Linked DNA regions of Homo sapiens: regions 1, 2, 3, 4, 6 and 7 are each linked to region 5. A link is a contact called in ENCODE Hi-C or POLR2A ChIA-PET data. All regions are on one chromosome and are shown on one strand. The core of a region is the stretch at or near the end of the contact, and the rest is flanking DNA. Distances in the headings are between cores, read along the strand shown. Region 1 holds the start of CDK4 (cyclin dependent kinase 4). Region 2 holds the start of EEF1AKMT3 (EEF1A lysine methyltransferase 3). Region 3 holds the start of GIHCG (GIHCG inhibitor of miR-200b/200a/429 expression). Region 4 holds the start of CTDSP2 (CTD small phosphatase 2). Region 5 holds the start of USP15 (ubiquitin specific peptidase 15). Region 6 holds the start of TMBIM4 (transmembrane BAX inhibitor motif containing 4). Region 7 holds the start of HELB (DNA helicase B).

The links. A loop is a pair of places that touch in the nucleus more often than their neighbours do. ChIA-PET counts read pairs that join two places held with the same protein, here RNA polymerase II (POLR2A). Pooled maps may share reads with other maps.
Region 1: a pooled map shows a loop between it and region 5 (9-fold over the local background). The contact joins the promoter of CDK4 here to the promoter of USP15 in region 5. A Hi-C loop is called at or near these places in 10 of 50 pooled maps.
Region 2: a pooled map shows a loop between it and region 5 (10-fold over the local background). The contact joins the promoter of EEF1AKMT3 here to the promoter of USP15 in region 5. A Hi-C loop is called at or near these places in 7 of 50 pooled maps.
Region 3: a loop to region 5 is called in a pooled map, with 7 times the contacts of the local background. The contact joins the promoter of GIHCG here to the promoter of USP15 in region 5. A Hi-C loop is called at or near these places in 2 of 168 maps with a recorded cell type or tissue (B cell and CD4-positive, alpha-beta memory T cell), 7 of 37 single-sample maps with no recorded cell type and 18 of 50 pooled maps. POLR2A ChIA-PET finds 5 or more read pairs at or near these places in 3 of 52 experiments (A673, T-cell and activated B cell).
Region 4: a loop to region 5 is called in a map with no recorded cell type, with 11 times the contacts of the local background. The contact joins the promoter of CTDSP2 here to the promoter of USP15 in region 5. A Hi-C loop is called at or near these places in 3 of 37 single-sample maps with no recorded cell type and 7 of 50 pooled maps.
Region 6: a map of naive thymus-derived CD4-positive, alpha-beta T cell shows a loop between it and region 5 (4-fold over the local background). The contact joins the promoter of TMBIM4 here to the promoter of USP15 in region 5. A Hi-C loop is called at or near these places in 1 of 168 maps with a recorded cell type or tissue (naive thymus-derived CD4-positive, alpha-beta T cell), 1 of 37 single-sample maps with no recorded cell type and 7 of 50 pooled maps. POLR2A ChIA-PET finds 5 or more read pairs at or near these places in 1 of 52 experiments (activated CD4-positive, alpha-beta T cell).
Region 7: a loop to region 5 is called in a map of B cell, with 10 times the contacts of the local background. The contact joins the promoter of HELB here to the promoter of USP15 in region 5. A Hi-C loop is called at or near these places in 3 of 168 maps with a recorded cell type or tissue (B cell and naive thymus-derived CD4-positive, alpha-beta T cell), 2 of 37 single-sample maps with no recorded cell type and 13 of 50 pooled maps.

The regions. Positions count from the first base shown.
Region 1 is chr12:57,751,060-57,753,759 of GRCh38, forward strand. It overlaps CDK4 (cyclin dependent kinase 4), which reads right to left and starts at 1,251. Exons shown (of 8, transcript NM_000075.4): 1 at 1,116-1,251; 2 at 441-677; 3 at 148-283; 4 at 1-31. The coding sequence starts at 658. RefSeq lists silencers at 401-540, 1,271-1,350, 1,581-1,700 and an enhancer at 877-1,610.
Region 2 is chr12:57,771,164-57,773,863 of GRCh38, forward strand. EEF1AKMT3 (EEF1A lysine methyltransferase 3) reads left to right here and starts at 1,451. Exons shown (of 3, transcript NM_015433.3): 1 at 1,451-1,738; 2 at 1,854-1,965. The coding sequence starts at 1,562. It overlaps METTL1 (methyltransferase 1, tRNA methylguanosine), which reads right to left and starts at 942. Exons shown (of 6, transcript NM_005371.6): 1 at 811-942; 2 at 1-94. The coding sequence starts at 920. RefSeq lists enhancers at 1-1,000, 686-975, 1,106-1,615.
Region 3 is chr12:57,934,853-57,937,552 of GRCh38, forward strand. GIHCG (GIHCG inhibitor of miR-200b/200a/429 expression) reads right to left here and starts at 1,312. Exons shown (of 3, transcript NR_038269.1): 1 at 987-1,312; 2 at 618-701. RefSeq lists enhancers at 737-1,237, 1,238-1,738.
Region 4 is chr12:57,845,408-57,848,107 of GRCh38, forward strand. CTDSP2 (CTD small phosphatase 2) reads right to left here and starts at 1,322. Exons shown (of 8, transcript NM_005730.4): 1 at 965-1,322. The coding sequence starts at 1,028. RefSeq lists silencers at 144-443, 1,034-1,463, 1,474-1,553, 1,624-1,803.
Region 5 is chr12:62,258,959-62,261,658 of GRCh38, forward strand. USP15 (ubiquitin specific peptidase 15) reads left to right here and starts at 1,446. Exons shown (of 22, transcript NM_001252078.2): 1 at 1,446-1,545. The coding sequence starts at 1,457. It overlaps MIR6125 (microRNA 6125), which reads left to right and starts at 1,401; the gene lies at 1,401-1,496. It also overlaps a transcript of TAFA2 not described here. RefSeq lists enhancers at 702-771, 1,322-1,681, 1,902-1,951, 2,675-2,700 and silencers at 1,032-1,091, 1,172-1,281.
Region 6 is chr12:66,168,662-66,171,361 of GRCh38, forward strand. TMBIM4 (transmembrane BAX inhibitor motif containing 4) reads right to left here and starts at 1,335. Exons shown (of 7, transcript NM_016056.4): 1 at 1,194-1,335. The coding sequence starts at 1,290. RefSeq lists enhancers at 487-586, 1,069-1,593, 1,237-1,316.
Region 7 is chr12:66,301,097-66,303,796 of GRCh38, forward strand. It overlaps HELB (DNA helicase B), which reads left to right and starts at 1,397. Exons shown (of 13, transcript NM_001370285.1): 1 at 1,397-1,694. The coding sequence starts at 1,508. RefSeq lists enhancers at 1,467-1,516, 1,577-1,656, 2,288-2,387, 2,418-2,700.

The DNA.
Region 1 (2,700 bases), core at 1-2,500, 4.5 Mb before region 5:
CTAGGCCTCTTAGAAACTGGCGCATCAGATCCTAGTTTCAAAGGGGAGGTACAGATGCACTGGAAACTAGGCACCATACCTGAAATCCCAGAAGGTTCTACTACAAAGGTCCCAATCCACCTCTCAATGCCTACCAACCCCACTCACCTTGATCGTTTCGGCTGGCAAGCCTGGTGGGGGTGCCTTGTCCAGATATGTCCTTAGGTCCTGGTCTACATGCTCAAACACCAGGGTTACCTTGATCTCCCGGTCAGTTCGGGATGTGGCACAGACGTCCATCAGCCTGACCAGAGTAAATGCTCACTTTTCAATCCCCTTTAACCCAACATGGCCTCTCATTATTTCCTCAGGGTCCCCACTTCTCTACAGATCATCACACCCCACCTATAGGCTGTCTTTTCCCTTTACTCCCCACGCCCAACCCTCCACCACCTTCTCACCGGACAACATTGGGATGCTCAAAAGCCTCCAGTCGCCTCAGTAAAGCCACCTCACGAACTGTGCTGATGGGAAGGCCTCCTCCACCTCCTCCTCCATTGGGGACTCTCACACTCTTGAGGGCCACAAAGTGGCCACTGTGGGGATCACGGGCCTTGTACACTGTCCCATAGGCACCGACACCAATTTCAGCCACTGGCTCATATCGAGAGGTAGCCATTCTCAGATCAAGGGAGACCCTACAATCACAGACTCCTATCACCAAAAGTCGCTTACAGAGTTAGGATGGTATGAGCCTGCAGCAACAAAGGGACTCCCAAAAAAAAAGCGCAAAGAACACCACCAGCATCCCATCCCCCGCTCCCAGTCTTCCTTGGGGCCGGCCCCAGAGATAACACAATGACTCAATACCAACCCCTCCAGCCACGTGAGGCCCTGCAATAGAAAACGCTTTTTCCTTTGGGACAATCGCGCCCCGCACAAAGATCACACATGACACATGCCTTGCATCGAAGATCCTACACCTCAGTCCCTAAAATTATACTTTCCCATGACCACAAAGGCCCCACTTCCCGCCCTTGAGCGACCCTTCCATAACCAGCTCGCGAAACGAACGCGTGGAAAGCTGTGAGGGGGGCGGGCACTGGTTCTCATTCCTGGGAAGGGACTGCACTTACCTCACGCCAGCCCGGGGTGCTGTGGGGGCGGCCCGTTATCGGGGCCCCGGAGCCGGTTCCTACGGCCCCATACACCCGAGCTCGGTCCGGAGCAGCTGGACGCAGAGGGCCCGACCATAGACACAGGCCGCAAGCTAGAGAGGCCCCCTCACCCCCACCCTCACCATGTGACCAGCTGCCAAAGAGGCGCGCGGAAACTGGGAGGGCGGGGCGAACGCCGGACGTTCTGGGCACGTGACCGCCACCCATGCGCTGAGGGGCGGACAGGAGGTGCTTCGACTGGGAGGAGGGCGAAGAGTGTAAGGGGGCGGAGGGGCGATGGCAGCCACGTGATCTGTTGCTATCACACGTGACCGCTTGACATTGCTCTGAGGAGCAGAGGTGTGGCTACGCGGCGGGCACGTGACTGGCTGCCACAACCCCCGCTGCAGGGGGGGAGCGGTGAGGGGGACAAGAGAGGGTGGAGCCCGAGGCGGTGCCATGGCAACCTAGGCCACCCAGAGCCCAACTCCCGGCTGAAGGATTGTCTCACTACCGGTCTGAAGGCTGAACTCCAGTCTCACTACCGGTCTTTCAGCCTGTCTGCATTGGGGAGGGGGTGGGAGTTGGGGTACCAGAGGTGATGCTGTCACCTTTTCGCTCCACCATGAGAAAACATACTCTCATTTGTGTCATTGTTTCATTCATTAATTCTACAACATTTTACTGAGTGCTTGCTTCCAGTGTGTATGTGGGTTTTTATTTTGTTTTTGGTGTCTGTCACTGGCCCTTTAAAGTAGTGGTACGACTATCTATAAAGATGTAGCCAACAATGGGGTCTTCTACAATAGGGAGTAAACAATGCCCATTTGAGGGCAAAACTACGATTAAAGGATGACGGAAGGCAGATTAATACAGTAATCCAACAGGCTCAGTGACAAGGTAATCCTCTCACTTTTCCAACTTCCAAACCTCCCTGGGAGTGTTAATGCAAAGACCTGAGGCCATCTGGCAGAGAAGTTATTGATGAGCAGGAGACAGGAATACTTGACCTTTTAAGTTTTTTTTTTTTTTCCAGTAGGAAGGTTCTATGATTATGTGATATTTGTATGTGTGCATATATGCTTCTATGTATATATGTATGTATATGATATTATTTATCACATCATATATAAGACGGATACAGGATTGCACATGTGCAAGAAAGTTACCACCACACCCCCTGCACCCTCCAGACCACCACAATGAATGAAAATGACATGCCCCCTTCTGCAAACCTTGTGACTACTCATTTGGAGTTATTGTGCTTCCCTCTTTTTCCCTAGTGCCGCTTTCTTAGCACTTAGCACTGTCCAGAACACACTTGTTCCCAAATGGCCTCTGCCCAGACACCTAGGTAGACACAAGTAGATTTCTCCTACTTTGTTTTATTGGCTCCAAGGTCTTTATCTCCCAGCCCTTTGGGGGTATGGGAGTAAAGGAGGAAAGCGGTTAGTGTCTCATTTGTGAGAATTTGTCTAAAATCTAAAGCCATTTTATTACCCTATTTGCCACTCCTTCCACTCTAACTTCTGTTTTCCTTAACCATCTGGCTGAGAATATAAGA
Region 2 (2,700 bases), core at 201-2,700, 4.5 Mb before region 5:
ATCCTTTGGGTCATCGTGGCTCTGATTTTGAGTGAGTGGAGCGAAGAACTCTGGGTATAGCTCAGACCAGTCCATCTCCTCTGGCTTCACAGGGCTATTGGAAAGAAGACATAAGAAGCATGAGAAGGTTGGTCACACCATTGCAGAAGTGGTACTGTGAGAGTGTGTGGGTGGGTGAGGGTGGGAGGTAAAAGGGAGGAGGGTTTCTCAAAAATTCTGTAACACTGGGCCCTGTGGCCTCTAAGAGGGACAATGGAAACCACCCTTAACTCCCAGTGTGAATCATAGGACCATCATGAGGCCCATAAACGCTGACCTGCCCAACTCCACTTCTGGCGGTTGATGTGACCCTGGCCGGGTAACTGCCCTTTCTGGGGCACAAGTTCCCCTTCTCCCGAGACTGGCTGCCTAATGCACTGGGATCCTACTTTGTGTTTGTGCTCTGCGGGGAGGGAAGGTAAGGTAAGGTGCGGGCAGGATTGTGTATATGTTTGCCTTTTTATTAAATCCAACAAACAAAAGCAAAAGATGGAAACGACATTCTGCCTCTATCACTTCAGTCTCAGTAACAATTTATTTCTCTTCCCAAACTTAGCACCGCTACCCAGACTTAGGCCCGAACGCCACGCCCACTCTCAACCCGCCAACTCCTCTCTCGGTCGAATCTCCCGGTCCCACCCCCAAAAACTGACGTCACCCATCTGATCCTCCCGGGTCTACCCCAAATCCTCCCAGCAGTTGCAGCACAACTGCTCTCCCGGCTGCTTTGAGAATCCCGCCCTCCTCTCTCTCCCTCTGCCCACTCCTCACTAGCGCAGCGTGTGGTCCGCCATGGGGTTGGAGTGAGCACGTTGCCGGTAGTAGCGCTTCTGGGGCGGTGGGGCCTCTGCTCCGGCCACGTTCCGAGTCTCGGCTGCCATGATCCCAGTCCGGGGTTTCTCTACCAAATCCACGTGGAGGCGCAGGCCAGAGGCGCAAGTTAATGACGCAGCCATGCGCGTTGGTGGCAGTTCCCGCCCCTTAAAGACCCAAGAGCAAATTCAGCTGGGCTGGGCTGGGCTGGGCTGGGCTAGGTGGGGAGGGCTGTAAGGAGCGAGTGCTGGAGGGAACCTCCGCACCGTTAGCCTCCAACTGGGAGGGCGAGGCCAGGCCCAGGGACCCAACGTTTTCTCTTAGCTTGCTTCTGCCTGGTCTGGGTTACCATCCTGGTTGCAGGCACCTGTGCACCCCACAGGTGAGAGGGGTCTAGAGACCTCGCCTTCTACAGTGGCATCAGTCCTCGCTCCTGTCCCCTTACTCCTGGTCTCGGACCAGTCCGCCCGGTCTGACTCTTGTGGTCCCGTGTGGGTTTCGTCGAGTGTGCGCTCGGGGCCGGGGCGGGAGGGGCAGCTCCTCATTCCACCTCCAGGAAATCGAACTGGAGGAAGGAGGGCAAACTCAGGGAGGCGGGGCTCGTTCCACAGGGACACCACGACGGCTCGCGGCCCCCAGCCTCTACCCCGCTCCGGATCCGGGATCTGAGCGCCGGCCGCGGTGCCCAGGCACTCCCTTGGCGGGCCGGATGGCGGACCCCGGCCCAGATCCCGAATCTGAGTCGGAATCGGTGTTCCCGCGGGAGGTCGGGCTCTTTGCAGACTCTTACTCGGAGAAGAGCCAGTTCTGTTTCTGTGGGCATGTGCTGACCATCACGCAGAACTTTGGGTCCCGCCTCGGGGTGGCGGCGCGCGTGTGGGACGCGGTGAGGAATGGGCTGCGCCGGGTGAGGGTCCGTGGGAGGTCCAGATCCCGGACTCCGCCTCTCCCATATGGAGCCATCCTCACGACTGTCTTTTTCTCTGTCTTTTCTCCCGTAGGCCCTGAGCCTGTGCAATTATTTCGAGAGTCAAAATGTGGATTTCCGAGGCAAGAAGGTGATCGAACTGGGTGCGGGGACAGGCATCGTGGGGATCTTGGCAGCGCTGCAGGGTGCGTGAGCTGGCTTTTTACGGGAGAGAGTGGGGACCCAGGGGCGCGGAGAAATGGTCACTTCGTGGATCTTTGGGGGAGAGGGGAGAACTTTGGGCCCAGTCTAACCCCTTCTTTTTAACAAATTTTTTTTTAAAATTTGTTTTTGTTTTTATTTTGGCGTCTGCTTCTGCGTGCCAGACAGCGCGAATTGCCTGTCAAAGCACCTAGGGTGGGTGATTGGGGAGGGCAGGAAATAAAACTCAGGCAGGCCTATAAGAAGGAGTTGTTTCTATCGTGTTGCTTTTTTTTTGTTTTTAATTTTTTTTGTTTTTTTGAGACGGAGTCTCACTGTGTCGCCCAGGCTGGAGTGCAGTGGCTGCTATCCCCACTAACTGCAACCGCTGCCTCCCGGGTTCAAGCAATTCTCATGCCTCAGCCTCCGAAGTAGCTGGAATTACAGGCTTGCGCTACCATACCCGGCTACTTTTTGTATTTTTAGTAGAAGACGTTTCACCATGTTGGCCAGGCTGGTCTCGAACTCCTGACCTCAGGTGATCCATCTGCCTCGCGAGGCGCCTGGGATTACAGGCGTGAGCCACGACACCCAGCCTTGTGTTACTCTTTGTGATTTTATGGAGAATACTGTCACTTAAAAGCGCCTTGGCTTTGGACATGGTCTTCTGTCAAGATGCACATATGGGGGTACTCTGTAGGGAGACTTGCAGACATTAAACTTCGTGAGTGCTTTATAAC
Region 3 (2,700 bases), core at 62-2,561, 4.3 Mb before region 5:
CAATCTCTATCACTCCTTGCTTTTGTCACATTCAGTCCATTTCCTCACTTATGAAACTTTCTTAGTCCCTAATTTAGGCATCTGAGTTTGCCGTCTCTGGCCTATATGATCATAGACTGTCAGTAGTGGAAGAGATATTAAAAGATCAACTCGTCTAACAGTCTCCTGCTTCCTCTCCCCACTCTTTAAGAGACGGAGAAATGAGGTCTAAAGAGCTTACATTACCCAATCAATTTCATACAGCTAATGTGTAACAGGATTCTATAATATGCCATTAGGCCTCCTCCCTCATACGGATCATGTTAAACTTATATTTTCCCTTTGGTTTAATTGCTAGGAACCTCAGAGCCCAATTTGTGGCACCCCTCTAGTAAATACACGGACCTTTTGGTATGAAGTTTTGGGGTATTAATATACCCCTGGCTTTATTTTGTTTTCCAATTACCTTTACCTCAGTTTCTCTTCATCATTTTCTCCTATTATAGTGTGTATTTTTTTTCCCCAAGCATACTCAATCTTTTGTGAAAGAGGTACATCCGTACAGGCGTAAACTGTCGGGCTGTATTGTCTGGCTCCCAATTTCTTTCTTTCACTGTCATTCTGCTTTGGCTACTCACATTCTCTGTTTTCCTTGACAGCCAAACTTCTTGAAAGAATTGTCTTCACATGCTGTGTCCACTTCATCCTGTCTTTTCAATTCACTGTAAACAGATTTAAAGCCTTCAATGCCTTCTTTGTTGCTATGATATTAATACCAAAATTATATTGTATTCATCCATATATGAAGGACACAAAATGGTTTTCCCTAAATTATCTCAACTATGAAAAAATATGCAGAGAAAAAAATTAATAGGTAATGCATGAAAATGTTACTTCTGGGTAGCTGGATGACTGGTGAGATTTATTTTCTTTTAAAAATTTTCCACAGTTTTAAAAACAAGCGCATTAGAACACATCCCGATGTAAATTAGAAATTCTCAACTTACATTTTCTAAAAGGAGGCAGAAAACTAGAGAAGCGACAGTGAGGAGCCACTGGGCCACACTTCATTTCACCTTAAGACTGACTCAGAGAAAAACAAGAGGGTACGACTCAGATCCCCGGGGCCAGCAGCAGGGCCGCGGGGCACGACTGGATAACCGCTTGTGAAGAAAATTTTAAGAGAGCCCTCACGACCCTTTAGCGCATCCTAAAAGACCTCTGAATATCTCTGCCTCTCCCGCTAACGGCTCCAAACCGCAGATAACGGTCAATCGCCTCCGGTTGTCCTGGTAACAGCCAGCAACCACAACCCTGCCTGCGTAACTCCTCCCAGAACACCGTGCGTCTTATCGCTTCACTTCCGGGTTCGGAGGGCCGACTTCTTCCGGAAGTATCTGCCTGCCAGTCACCTGGCGTTTTCTGGCTGTGTGGCTTTACTAGACAGAATGTGGCGTATTGTTGGGCAGGGCCCTGAGGACCCTTTTGTTGTTTCCCCCCCGTTTAACAGGACTGGAAAGCTAAGCAAAGGCTTTACTCTCACGGAATTGGATGAATTGGACGTTAGTTTTTAAAAAGCCGAAGGGTACATGTTAGCTTTATTTAACCATTCCACAATGTATATATATTTCAAAACATGTTTTATACTATAAATATAATTTTTATTTGTCAACTAAAAAACAGCATTAAGTGTTAAAAGCTGTTAAGTCAGAATATAGAGATGAATCTTTGAAATTAGAATGCTTTATTTGGGAAGAAAATAGTAATTTGGGGCATATATGTAGACTGGGGTGGTCTTCGGGATGTCTGAAGAGTGAAGAGGTTAGAGACTTTATAAGAAGGAGAAATGTTACGTATTGGTCTCCAAGAGAGTTTATTGGCACTATTAATGTTTTGGTGGGGTTGGCAAACTGATTGCTGAGTGACGGTGGTGGGTAAAATTAGTCTTAGAATTGTAGCAGACTGTCTTAGTAGCCTTTAGATTAAATTGGTTTTAAGTGTTAGCAGGCAGTTTCAGCAGCCAGGCCTGTAGAGAATTATATTTTTCAAGTGATATTTGTGACCTGAATGTTTTTTCCCTCTGGCCTCTCCACTCTTTAACTGGTATGACAAAAGTGACCCGATTTATATGATCAACTTTCACAGCTGACAGGTGGTAAACTCTTTACAATTATATGTAATTTATTTGTTACTGTGATAGATTTATACAATTTTAAATAATTTAGTTCCCATTAAAAAAGCAATTATTTTTGCTTTAGAAAATGAAGGCCAAAAAAACCCCCAAAACACAAAACCTCCAAATCCTACCCATTTAAGGACAACCAATGTGAATACTTTGTAGGAGTCTTCCAGACCCTTTCTATGAATTATAGTAAGTACAAATTCAAAATGGAATCATACTGTATATGCTAGTTTGGAACTTAAAAAACTTTTTTTTTTTTGAGACAAAGTTACTGTGTTGCCCAGGCTGCAGTGTAGTGGCCCGATCTCGGCTTACTGCAACCTCTCCACCACCTGGGCTCAAGCAATTCTCCTGCCTCAGTCTCCTGAGTAGCTTGGGATTATAGGCGGCGCCACCACACCCAGCTAATTTTTGTATTTTTAGTAGAGATGAGGTTTCACCATGTTGGTCAGGCTGGTCTCGAACTCCTCATCCCAAGTGATCTGCCTTCCTCGGTCTCCCAAAGTGCTGGGATTACAGGCATGAGCCACCCGCGCCCA
Region 4 (2,700 bases), core at 72-2,571, 4.4 Mb before region 5:
CGCCCCGGGAGAGGCCTCGGCCTCCGCCTCACCCCCGCGAGGGCCTGCGGGCCCCCTCGCGCCTCCACCTGACGCTCTGGAAGGCGGGGGCCGCCAGCCGCTGCCCACAGAGAACTCGCACTTTTTCGCTGCGCGATTCAGAACCACGCCGGGTCTGATGCCATCCGGCGAATTATGTAACCAGGGACACCGCTCCCGGGCTAAACAAACGCGGCTCTGTGTGTGCAGCGCCGGCCCCGGGGGAGCGCACCGGGCAGGGAGGGGCTCTGGCCGGGCCTCAGGGTCGGGCTTGTTTGCTCAGCGAAACTGGTCAGAGGCAGCCGGGAGGGAGCCCGACGCCGCCAAGGTCCCGGGGCCTGCGCTGAGCCGGGAACCCGCCACGTCTGGTGCGCCAGGGCCCGGGCCCCTCCCCCACCGCGACCGCCCCCGCCTCCAAGAGGTGAACTTGGTCCCAAGTCCCGCCGGACGCCGTCACCGCCAGCTAGCTGCCCGAACGACCTCGGGCTTGGGGGGGCCTGCAAGTGCTGGACTCCAGTCTCGGTTCCGTTCCACCTGGGGCTCCCTCTGTCACCTTCCTAACCCCTCCCCGCGATCCCGGGGCAGCCGCGCGCGGCGGTGAAGGAAAGTGACGACCCCACCCCCAACTCCGGAGGCGGTGGACGCGGAGTGGCCCAGTGCTTCGAGAGCTACCCCTCCGTCTCTCAGCCCCGAGGGGGAGGGGTTGCGGGACAGGGTGACAGCTGCGCCGAAGACGCCCTTTCCGCTCGGGCGCCGGGATCCCCGTGCAACCCCCACGGAGGTCTGAGTGCCAGCCGGGATGCGGGGGCGGATGGACCGGAGGGGTCCAGTCGGGATCGCTGGCTCTAAGCCCTGGAGGTCAAGGGCCGAGACCTGGGTTCGGGGCTGTGCTAGCCCCCTCCGCGCCCGGGGGCGACGCAAAGTTTTGGGAAGTTGCTGCCCCTACCTTGCTTGGTGAGCACCAGGGCGTCTTCCCTCCGCGCCTGGGTGATGATGGAGCCGTGTTCCATCTAACAATCCCGCGGGCCCGGGCTGGCTGGGCGGGAGGACGGGCGGGCGCGCGGGCTGGGCTGGGCTGGGGGGCCTGGGCGGGGGCCCGCTCCGGCTCCCGAGACTCCGACTTCCACAGCTGTTCACATCCCCCCTCTCGTTTCCTCCCCGGACCGGGAAGGGAGGCGGCCTGTACAAAGGGCGGGCGGCCCGGGCAGCGGCTCCCCCGGGTGCCCCCGGCCCCGATCCCCCAGCGGCAGCTCCGGGCTCCTCAGTTTGGGTCCAACATGGAGAATCCGGAGCGAAAACAAGAGGAGGAAATGGGACACGGGGCGGTTTCCAGGCTCCCCCCTCCCCTCCGTACTCCAGATAAACAACCCGCGGCTGCAGCGCCCACCCCCGCGCGCCTCCCGGCTCTCGACTCGGCCTCTTCACGGCCAGCTGGAGCTTCCCGCTGGGGGCTGCGTCCTAGGCCCTGGGACCCTCCATCTGTGAGCGGCCGGGGCTGCGGACAGTCGGGAGCTTTGCTATTTTGTTACGGAAAAAGCGAATCCTCAAGGGGGGTGGGGTGGCGGGCGGGCAGGCTGGCGGGGGAGACTTGAAACCGTTCCGGTGCTCCGATTGGCTCTCTTGGAGAAAAGGGGCGTGGCCCCTCCTTACTATGCGGTGAGAGGACCTAACAACATTCCAGGCGCCACGGCCACGCCCCCGGGCCACTCCCCCCGCGCCAGACTGCGGCCTCCCAGTCTCCTCGGCCACACCCCCTTCCCAACTATTTAAAAGGCCGCTCCGAAGCTCACGTTCTGGTGCTCTGTGCTGGGGTGTTCTTTTCTCGGAGGGCGCACTCGGGGAAGGTGGAAAGGTTTCCCCCTTCAGGGGTGACCAAGACAAGCCGCTAAGCCTAACCTGACTCCAGCAGGGGATGGGGCGGATCGGAAGTTACCTTACCCCCCTGCTTAGCCCTAGAATCAAGGACGTACCAAGTCACATAAAAGTACAACCGTCGAGGCCAGGCGCGGTGGCTCACGCCTGTAATCCCAGCACTTTGGAAGGCCGAGGTGGGTGGATCACGAGGTCAGGAGTTCAAGACCAGCCTGGCCAAGATGGTGAAACCCCGTCTCTACTAAAAATACAAAAAAATTAGCCGGGCGTGGTGGCGGGCGCCTGTAATCCCAGCTACTCGGGAGGCTGAGGCAAAGACTTGCTTGAACCCGGGAGGCGGAGATTGCAGGTAGCCGAGATCGCGCCACTGCACTCCAGCCTGGGCGACAGAGCGAGACTCTGTCTCAAAAAAAAAAAAAAAAAAGTACAACCTTCGAATCCCGAAAGGGGTGTGTGCGTGTGGGCGGACCTAGGACTCCAGAGTATAAGAGCTGGAACTGACCTCGGGACTGTGTCCCCCAAAACACTGAAAATGAGACCTGAGGTGCTGGGCTTTCCTCACACCCACCGACTTACTCCCATTTAGGCGGCCCCGACTCCGCCCCTCCTCCCTACCTCCCTCATCCTACCCCTCTCTTTTTGCCCCCACAGTCCCAGCTTCCTTTAGATGGATGGAGGTCTCTCGGAGGAGCTTCAGCTTTGTGGACTCAGGCTGCCTTCCCCACTTGCTCTTTAGGCCTCGGGGCACGCTCCGCTGGCTACAGCTCCTGGAGTCTCTGCTCAAGGTTGTGGGTGCTTTTGTTCCCCAGC
Region 5 (2,700 bases), core at 196-2,695:
ACTCTCAATTCAAGGTTGGCATGATAATGCAAAATAGTATTATTACGCAGAAATAAGCAATCATAATCATAATACTGATATACACAAATCATAATGCCAATATACACTACTTTCACTTGGATTCAGCACTTCCTACTAGCATAACTACACCTACCTTTATCGCATTCTCACCAAATGAGTTAGGGTTTAAAATGGGCAAACGAGAAATGATGTGGGGATTCCGGCCCATCTTTTAGACTTTTCACATCAATATGGTATGTTAAAATCACACCCCTGGACATCATGCTCGGGAATACTTAAGTAATTTTGCCACAATTCATTTACTAAACAAATATTTAGGTAATTTTTACATGTCCATCAGTACTGTGCTAACCACCAGGTGTACAAAGGCTAAAACAAAAGATGAACCCAGTTCCAGCTCTTAAAGAGTTTACATTTTAGTTCAGGCTTTCAGAAGGAGAGGCAGTGAGTGTGCTATACTGTATAGCATGTGGGCTCTTGAACCAGCCTCTCCACTCACCTCTCCACCTGCTGTGTGACCTTGGCATTTGATTTTTAAGCGACTCGATTTTCTATTTTGTAACATAATCGTTGACTTCAAATTAAAGACATATCTAGTTTCATTTCAGGTGTACGGCACCATACGAAGATGGGGCTAAGAAAATGTTACTATCCTGTATAAACAAGAGGGTTTCTCGCACGTTTTCTTCCTTTAGTATCTGGCATTATTCAATACTGTCCATATTCTACTCCCTGTTCACCGATGAACTGGGACATGTTTTTCACTGCAGCTTAGTCGTCTGGGTGTGCCTGGGGAGGCGTCACAAAGAGCCTATAAAGGGTCCCCACCTACAACGGGAGTAAGAGCGCTGGAAGGAACCCAGGAAGGGCATGGAGACCAAGCGTTCGGTTTCGGAGTGTTTTTTGTGTGTGCCCATATTCACCGAGCTTGGGTTCTCCCACTCGTAACGAAAAGCCCAGTCACTGAGCTGCTACATTTTCTGCCATATCTTAGCCGTCCCCACGCCCCCACACCACCGCCCCACCCTACCTCACCCTCAAGCGTGAGTGAATGCGCAAATAAGGGTTTTCAAGGCGTCAGTGGGAAAGAGGGAGGGGAAGGCAACGCTGAGGACGGGAGGACAGGGCGGTGGCATCCCTCTAGCGAGAGAGAGCCAGAGCCCTCGGCGGCGAGGAAAGCTAAAACCCGGCAGTCCCGGGCCAGAGGAGGCCAAGGCAAGATGCTGGACGGGCGGGGACCGATGGGGGGCAGCAGACCATGGCCGCGCACCCAGTGCGCCCCCGGGGCCTCCTCTTGTCCCGAGGAGCACCCCCGCTCCCGGTGTCTTTTGGTTTCGACCGGCCGACTGGGAGGGGCCGTGGGACGCCATTCCCATAATGCTCTGGGGCGTGCCGCCGCCGTCGCTGCCACCTCCCCTACCGCTAGTGGAAGAAGATGGCGGAAGGCGGAGCGGCGGATCTGGACACCCAGCGGTCTGACATCGCGACGCTGCTCAAAACCTCGCTCCGGAAAGGGGACACCTGGTAAGAGAAAGGGGTTGAGATGCCCGCGGTTGCCCGAGGATAGTGGAGAAGTGGGCGGGAGCCGCGAGCTGGTTCTTTCGCTAGTGACAGGTGCGGGCAGGTCCGGCGGCGGCCGCCGGGGCAGCGGGATTTTGGCCGCTTCTGAAATGTTGGGGCAAAGGTTGGACTCTAGATGAGGGTCAGGGTTCTTGGCTTGCCAGGGCATGCTGAAAGGTATCCGGGGAGCGGCGGCGGCGGCGGTTCTGACTCGTGCGGTTCTCTTCGTCCTCCTTCCTTCCGTAGTGCCGCTCCCACCTCAGGCCTTCCCGAATGATAGGTTATAGTGGTTTGGTTTGAGTCTTATATACGCCGTTTTGACAGGTCCCGGTGCCGCGGCTTATCACGATCTCACCGGCTTTACTTCTCTGTTCATTTCCTTTCCTAGAATTGTCGGCGTCCAAGTTCCCTTTTATTCTGATTCTTGGTCTTCCGGGAGGCAGGCTGCAGGATGTTTGCGGTCTGTACTACACAGGTGGCATGTCAGGGCTCCACATAAGAGAAAGAAACCCTAGTTTCCAGTTCCTTGTCAAAGGAGGGAGAGGAGTAGGGAACCTTGGGCTTATGAGAGACCACGTGGTCTTGTGCTTTAGTGGTGGCTTGATAGAAGCCGGCAGCGTTTCTGTTAGACGTGCAGCCCTTCCCTTCTGTTTGAAAGATAATGTAGGCCTGCAAAAAGTAGATAAGTCCACTTGAGGCTTAACTAACTGCTAATATTCAAACTTGTAAAATACCAAAGGTTATACATTTAAAATACTGAAGGATGTATGTGGACATTTTCACACTTGTCGACCATATCAAGTGGCATCTACAATAACTTAAATATGTGAATATGTAACATAATTTAAAATTCCTTATTTTTTGGGAAGCATAATGTGCCTCTTCATTATAATAAAACATATTTTCACTTTCCACTGTTACCATAACAGTAGTATATAATTCATAGAGTGTTTCAGTATGGCATAGTGAAAGGAACAGTAAGATTTAGACCTGAGTTATGTCACAGTTTCACCACTCAACTTGCAGTATGGCTTTGAGGAGAGTTAATTTAAATCATTGCACCTCATTATCTTCATGCTGTAAAATGGACAGTAATTTTATTATAAGGATTTTATCTTG
Region 6 (2,700 bases), core at 85-2,584, 3.9 Mb after region 5:
CCTCACTTCTATTTTCTGTACCTCACTTTACTTTCTCTCTCCATAAATTTTCTCCCACCAAGCGGCAGGACTCATCACTCTGAACCTTATTCTGGTTCCGGGACCTGCCCAATTCGCAAATCATTCTGTGCTCAAACTCCGTTAGATTTAATGTGTCTAAAGTTTTTCTTTTAACAGTGCACAACCATGTGAATAACTTAACACTACTGAACTATACACTTAAAAATAGTTAAGACGGTAAATTTTATGTTACCTGTATTTTACCACAATTAATTTTTTTTAAAAAAAAGCTGAGTTCACTGGCCAAAATAATTTCAAAATTCAATTCCAAAAATATAAATGCTAGGCACCAAGATTCTTGGTGCATCAGAACTATCTTCATCTTTCCTTTTCCAGAACAAGTTCTAGGCACTAAGATTCTTAGCACATCAGAACTATCTTCATCTTTCCTTTTCCAGAACAAGTTCCAGCTGCCTAAACAGGCTGAAAGTCTGGGGCTGTTTCGGCGATCAAATGACCAAACTAGAGCAGGCAATGGCTTCCACGTAGATGAAGCTGAGCATTTTAAATTCAAAAATTTCTGCCCATTGGCTACTACGTAATAACTTAAAACACAATTTAGACTGACTTAGGAAGCTTCTGTGTTGAGCAACTTCCTCAATAATCCTCAAAGACCTGTTGCATTCTGGGCCCTGCGGAGAGGAAATAGTGCCGTCAGGGAGCTTCCAGCCTAGCACAGGACGGTAAATATAAGCCTGTAACGCGAAACCCCACAGAACAAAAACATCAGGCCGTGGATTCCACTCGTGTGTACGTCAGTCACAGTGATCAACCGACTCATTTCCACGACGTTTCTTTTCACTTCAAGATGCCAAATTCAGGCTGCGGCGGTTTCCATCTGTCCCTTCCTACACCGCGGCGCCCGCTGGGGAGCCGGGGCGCACACAGGACAGCCGCAAGCCTTCTGGGCCTGGCGCCCTCCCACACCCGCTAGGAGGGGAGGAAGCGCCTCCCCGACTCCCTGAGGAGGGCGCCAGTCCTCTGGTACCCGGAGAAGGAGGGCCGGGAGCTCAGTGAGCACTCCCTGTGAGTCCCAGGAGATGGCCGCTCTCCCTCGGAAGCCGGAAGTCGGCTTCTAGAGGCCGAGCAGTGCAGACAAGCGGCTGGGAGGCACTGGAGAGGGGACAACGTACCCATTCGGATGTGCACGGTGGCGGAGGCCACGCTGCTGCCATAGTTGAAGTCGTCCTCGATCGAGGAGCGAGGGTACCGGGGGTCGGGGTCAGCCATGATGGCAACAGCACCCCTACCGGTCCCGGTCCACTAACCGCAACCGCCTCCTCCCCACTTCCGCGAGGAAGAGCCCAGCCCCAGCAAGCCGTGCGGCGTCGGCGGGCGAACACCGAGCGAGTCGATTTTCTCGCTTCAAAAATTCCAGCTGGGCGGAGAAAGCGGGGATGGCTCCGAGTTAGAATGGAAGAGAAAACGGTTTACATTCCCGGCGTCATCTGAAGTGAAACTTTTCTCAACACACTTTTTTTTTTTTTTTTGAGATGGAGTTTCACTCTTGTTGCCCAGGCTGGAGTGCAATGGCACGATCTCGGCTCACCGCAACCTCCGCCTCCCGGGTTCAAGCGGTTCTCCTGCCTCAGCCTCCCGAATAGCTGAGATTACAGGCGCCTGCCACCACGCCAGGCTAATTTTTTTATATTTTTAGCAGAGACGAGGTTTCACCATGTTAGCCAGGATGGTCTCGATCTGCTGACCTCGTGATCCGCCCGCCTCGGCCTCCCAAAGTGCTGAGATTACAGGCGTGAGCCACCGCGCCCAGCCTGAACACACTTTAAGTCCTTTCACCTTGGAGAGTTGCTAAAGTGATAGAACCCATGTCCCAGTCACCCATCCACTCAACAAATACCCATCTCATTCATCCACTTTTTCAATAATCACACCGAGGATGCATTTTTACTTCTATTATTTTAAAATAATAATAATACCTACATTTATTGAGCACTTTCTATAAACCAGGCTTTCTGAATGAAGTAATATTTAATCCTGAAAGGCAAGTAGGAGCCAACCAGAGAAAGAGCAGTGATGTAGGCTGGGCCTCAAGGGACCAACGTCTGCAAAGAGGGAGACGGTGAAGCTCAGCTGGTGTAGGGGACAGGTGGCAAAGAATGAGGCTGGATAGATAAACAAAGGCCAGATCATCCTAGGCCAGAAGTAGAATACATTGAAGAGGGCCATTACCAAAGGCAGAGAAAAGGGGATAAAGTTGTATTACTGTAAGAGAGAGATGATGGTGGCAAATACAATGGATTAGAGTGAATATTCATGATATTGTTGTCATTCCAATATAAAGAGGTGTAGACATACCCAGAGTAGTGTCATCCTAGGGTCCCTTGGAATTGTTTTGATGAGTTTACTCTGATCTACCCACATTGCCCAGTCCTCACCTTAACCACAACACCCGAACACTTAGCAAGTGGAATTCAGAACAGTTGTGGAACAGTCTATTCTAAACTAAATCCTTAAACTTGATGTTCTCAGAAGCCTTTGCCAAAAGAACTAACGTCACTTCCACAATGACAAGAAAAACAAAACAAAACAAAAAAACACTTTATCTTTTATGATTTTACAAACATTTTACAAGCATATCATTTTAATTTGTTTTTGTTGGTTTGTTTTGAGATAGAGTCT
Region 7 (2,700 bases), core at 147-2,646, 4.0 Mb after region 5:
TTTGTATGGTTTGGAGATCAGATTAGGCTGAGTCATTAGCATGTAGGTGAAGGATGATTGAGGAAAGGATTATAGAGCAAGAAGATGCTTGGGATGGAGCCTTGGGGAATAACAGTACTTACAGGCAAGCAGAGGGGTCCAAGACTGTAAATAGCCAGAAAGGAGAAAAATCTGAGAAGGCAAGCTGCAAAAGCCCCGGCAGCAGAATGCTACAAGAAGAAAATACTTATCAGTATCAAATACTGCTGAGAGGTCAGGTAAAACAAAGGCTGAAAAGTATCCACTGGTTTTTGAAACGAAGAGGACAGTAAGTGTGACATTTGTCAGAGGAGATTCAATGTTGTGGTGGAAACAGTAGCCATGTGAATGTCAAAGGAATTCAACCTCATATAGCCAATCCTTGGAAACACTGGTGTTTTGTCAGCTGCAACAGTATTTCTTTTAAAAGCAACAAAAGTGGGCATTTTTCAATTGGTACCCAAAGGAAAAGAAATCAATTTTTATATTTTCTCCTATACATTTTTCTTAAATATTTGGTGCTAGTTGTCGTTTATATATATTTAAATATAGCATCAGGTGCTTTTGGATTTAGTAAATAGTGTGTGTTTAGTTATTTCAGGAATAATCCCAAAATAAACAGTATCAATACAGTAATGTAGTAATATATTTATGGTATTTCTTAAATAGTACCAAGACTTTCAAGTACCATCCTCATCAAGTAAGAGAATCATAGCCCCATAATAGTTTTTAAAACCACGTTCCTTTCTCTTCTATTTCCCTTCTCCTATTCCTGTCTATACTCTGGGCTGCAAAGAGACACTTTTGCCCCACTGTCAGCAGGTAGCAGCCCAGCTTAAATAAGTTTGGGAGACCAGGGTGTACTCACAGAGGAAAGGATAAAAATAACTTTGAATGTTATCTAATCCAGTGGTGTCCAAACCTAGCTGAGCATCAAAATGGACAGCCCGGAATGTACATTAAAAAGACAGAATTCTAGGTCCCTGCCCTAGATCCGATTCCAGAAGGGCATCTGCTATACTTTCGTTTTGGGAAGGTTGGGGTGGGGGTTGCTTTTCCAGGTTCTTCAAGCTCAGCAGAAGTGGACTTTCTCCCCGTTCTCTCTCCGCAGGAGATGCCGTGCACTGGCGGTTCTGCAGGTGCCACGCCTGTCACTCCCCAGCGCTGATTTCGTCCCAGCACCTTCCTGATAATCACCGCCCAGCACCAGGCTCCAAAAGGAGCGGAAGCCCCGCCCATCTCCCAGCCCCTCGCTCTCCCTTCCCCGCCCCTAACCCGCCTTGCCCCGCCCCTTCCACATGCCCTCCCCTCGGCAATTCCTGGAAACTTGGGGCGGAGCTTCGCTGCCTTTCAGGTTTTATGTACGCTGGCGGCCGCCAGGCCGTTCCCGGAAGTTGATGGCCTTACAGTCGTAGAACTGATTGGCTGATCATGACCATGCAGTTAGCCAGGGTTTTCCCGAGTTGTTTGGGTTGAGTTCAGGAGAAGCATGGCCAGGTCGAGTCCGTACCTGCGCCAACTTCAGGGACCTCTGCTCCCACCCAGGGATCTGGTGGAGGAGGACGACGACTACCTAAACGACGACGTGGAGGAGGATGAAGAGTCCGTGTTCATCGACGCCGAGGAGCTCTGCAGTGGGGGCGTAAAGGCTGGCAGCCTCCCCGGGTGCCTCCGCGGTGAGGAAGGCGTCTGCCCGGGGGATGGGGTTGGAGGGTCCAAAGTAGCGCTTCCCATTCTGGCTTTGCCCTGAGCAAGGCACCCAGTCGTGCTAACAGATTTAGCTTATCAGTGGTCTAGCTGCTTCATCCTACCAAGGGTAAAATTATGACTATAATAATAGCAGTGACTTTAACTGGACACATACTATGTGGTTTTTTTTTTTTTTTCTTTTTTTGAGCAGCAGCAAGATTTATTGCAAAGAGCGAAAGAACAAAGCTTCTACAGTGTGGAAGGGGACCCGAGCGGGTTGCCCTTTTTTTTTTTTTTTTTTTTTAAAATTATTCTCATTTTAATGGTCGTCCTTTAATTTAATGTACCTTTAATGTAAGGTAGTTTTACGCTTAAGGAAACAGTGGATGTTGAGTCTCTATTTCCACCCAGAATCGGAACTTTTATTTTTCCTTCTGACCACTTATCCTCAAGTTCTATAGAATGAGAACTTGTAATTATTATCCTATATTGCCTGGAGTCAAATACGTGGTTCTTCCTCAGCTTCTTGGAAAAACAAAACAGTCCGGGCGCGGTGGCTCACGCACTTTGGGAGGCCGAGGCAGGTGGATCACTTGAGGTCAGGAGTTCGAGACCAGCCTGACCAACATGGTGAAACCTGTCTCTAGTAAAACAACAACAACAACAACAAAACTACAAAATTAGCCGGGCGTGATGTCGCACACCTGTAATCCTAGCTACTTGGGAGGCCGAGGCAGGAGAATTGCTTGAACCCAGGAGGTGGGGGTTGCAGTGAGCTGAGATCACACCATTGCACTCCGGCCTGGGCAACAAGAATGAAACTCCATCTCAAAAAACGAAAAGGAAAGAAAAGAAAAAGAAAAACGAAACACAAGGAACACCTCAGTGCACAGATGATTGTTAATTGGTGTTAGTAACCTTGTGGTTCGGGTAAACCTTGTATAAGTAGTTTCCTGTGCTATGAGGTAGTTTCCTGTGCTATAAGTTATACCT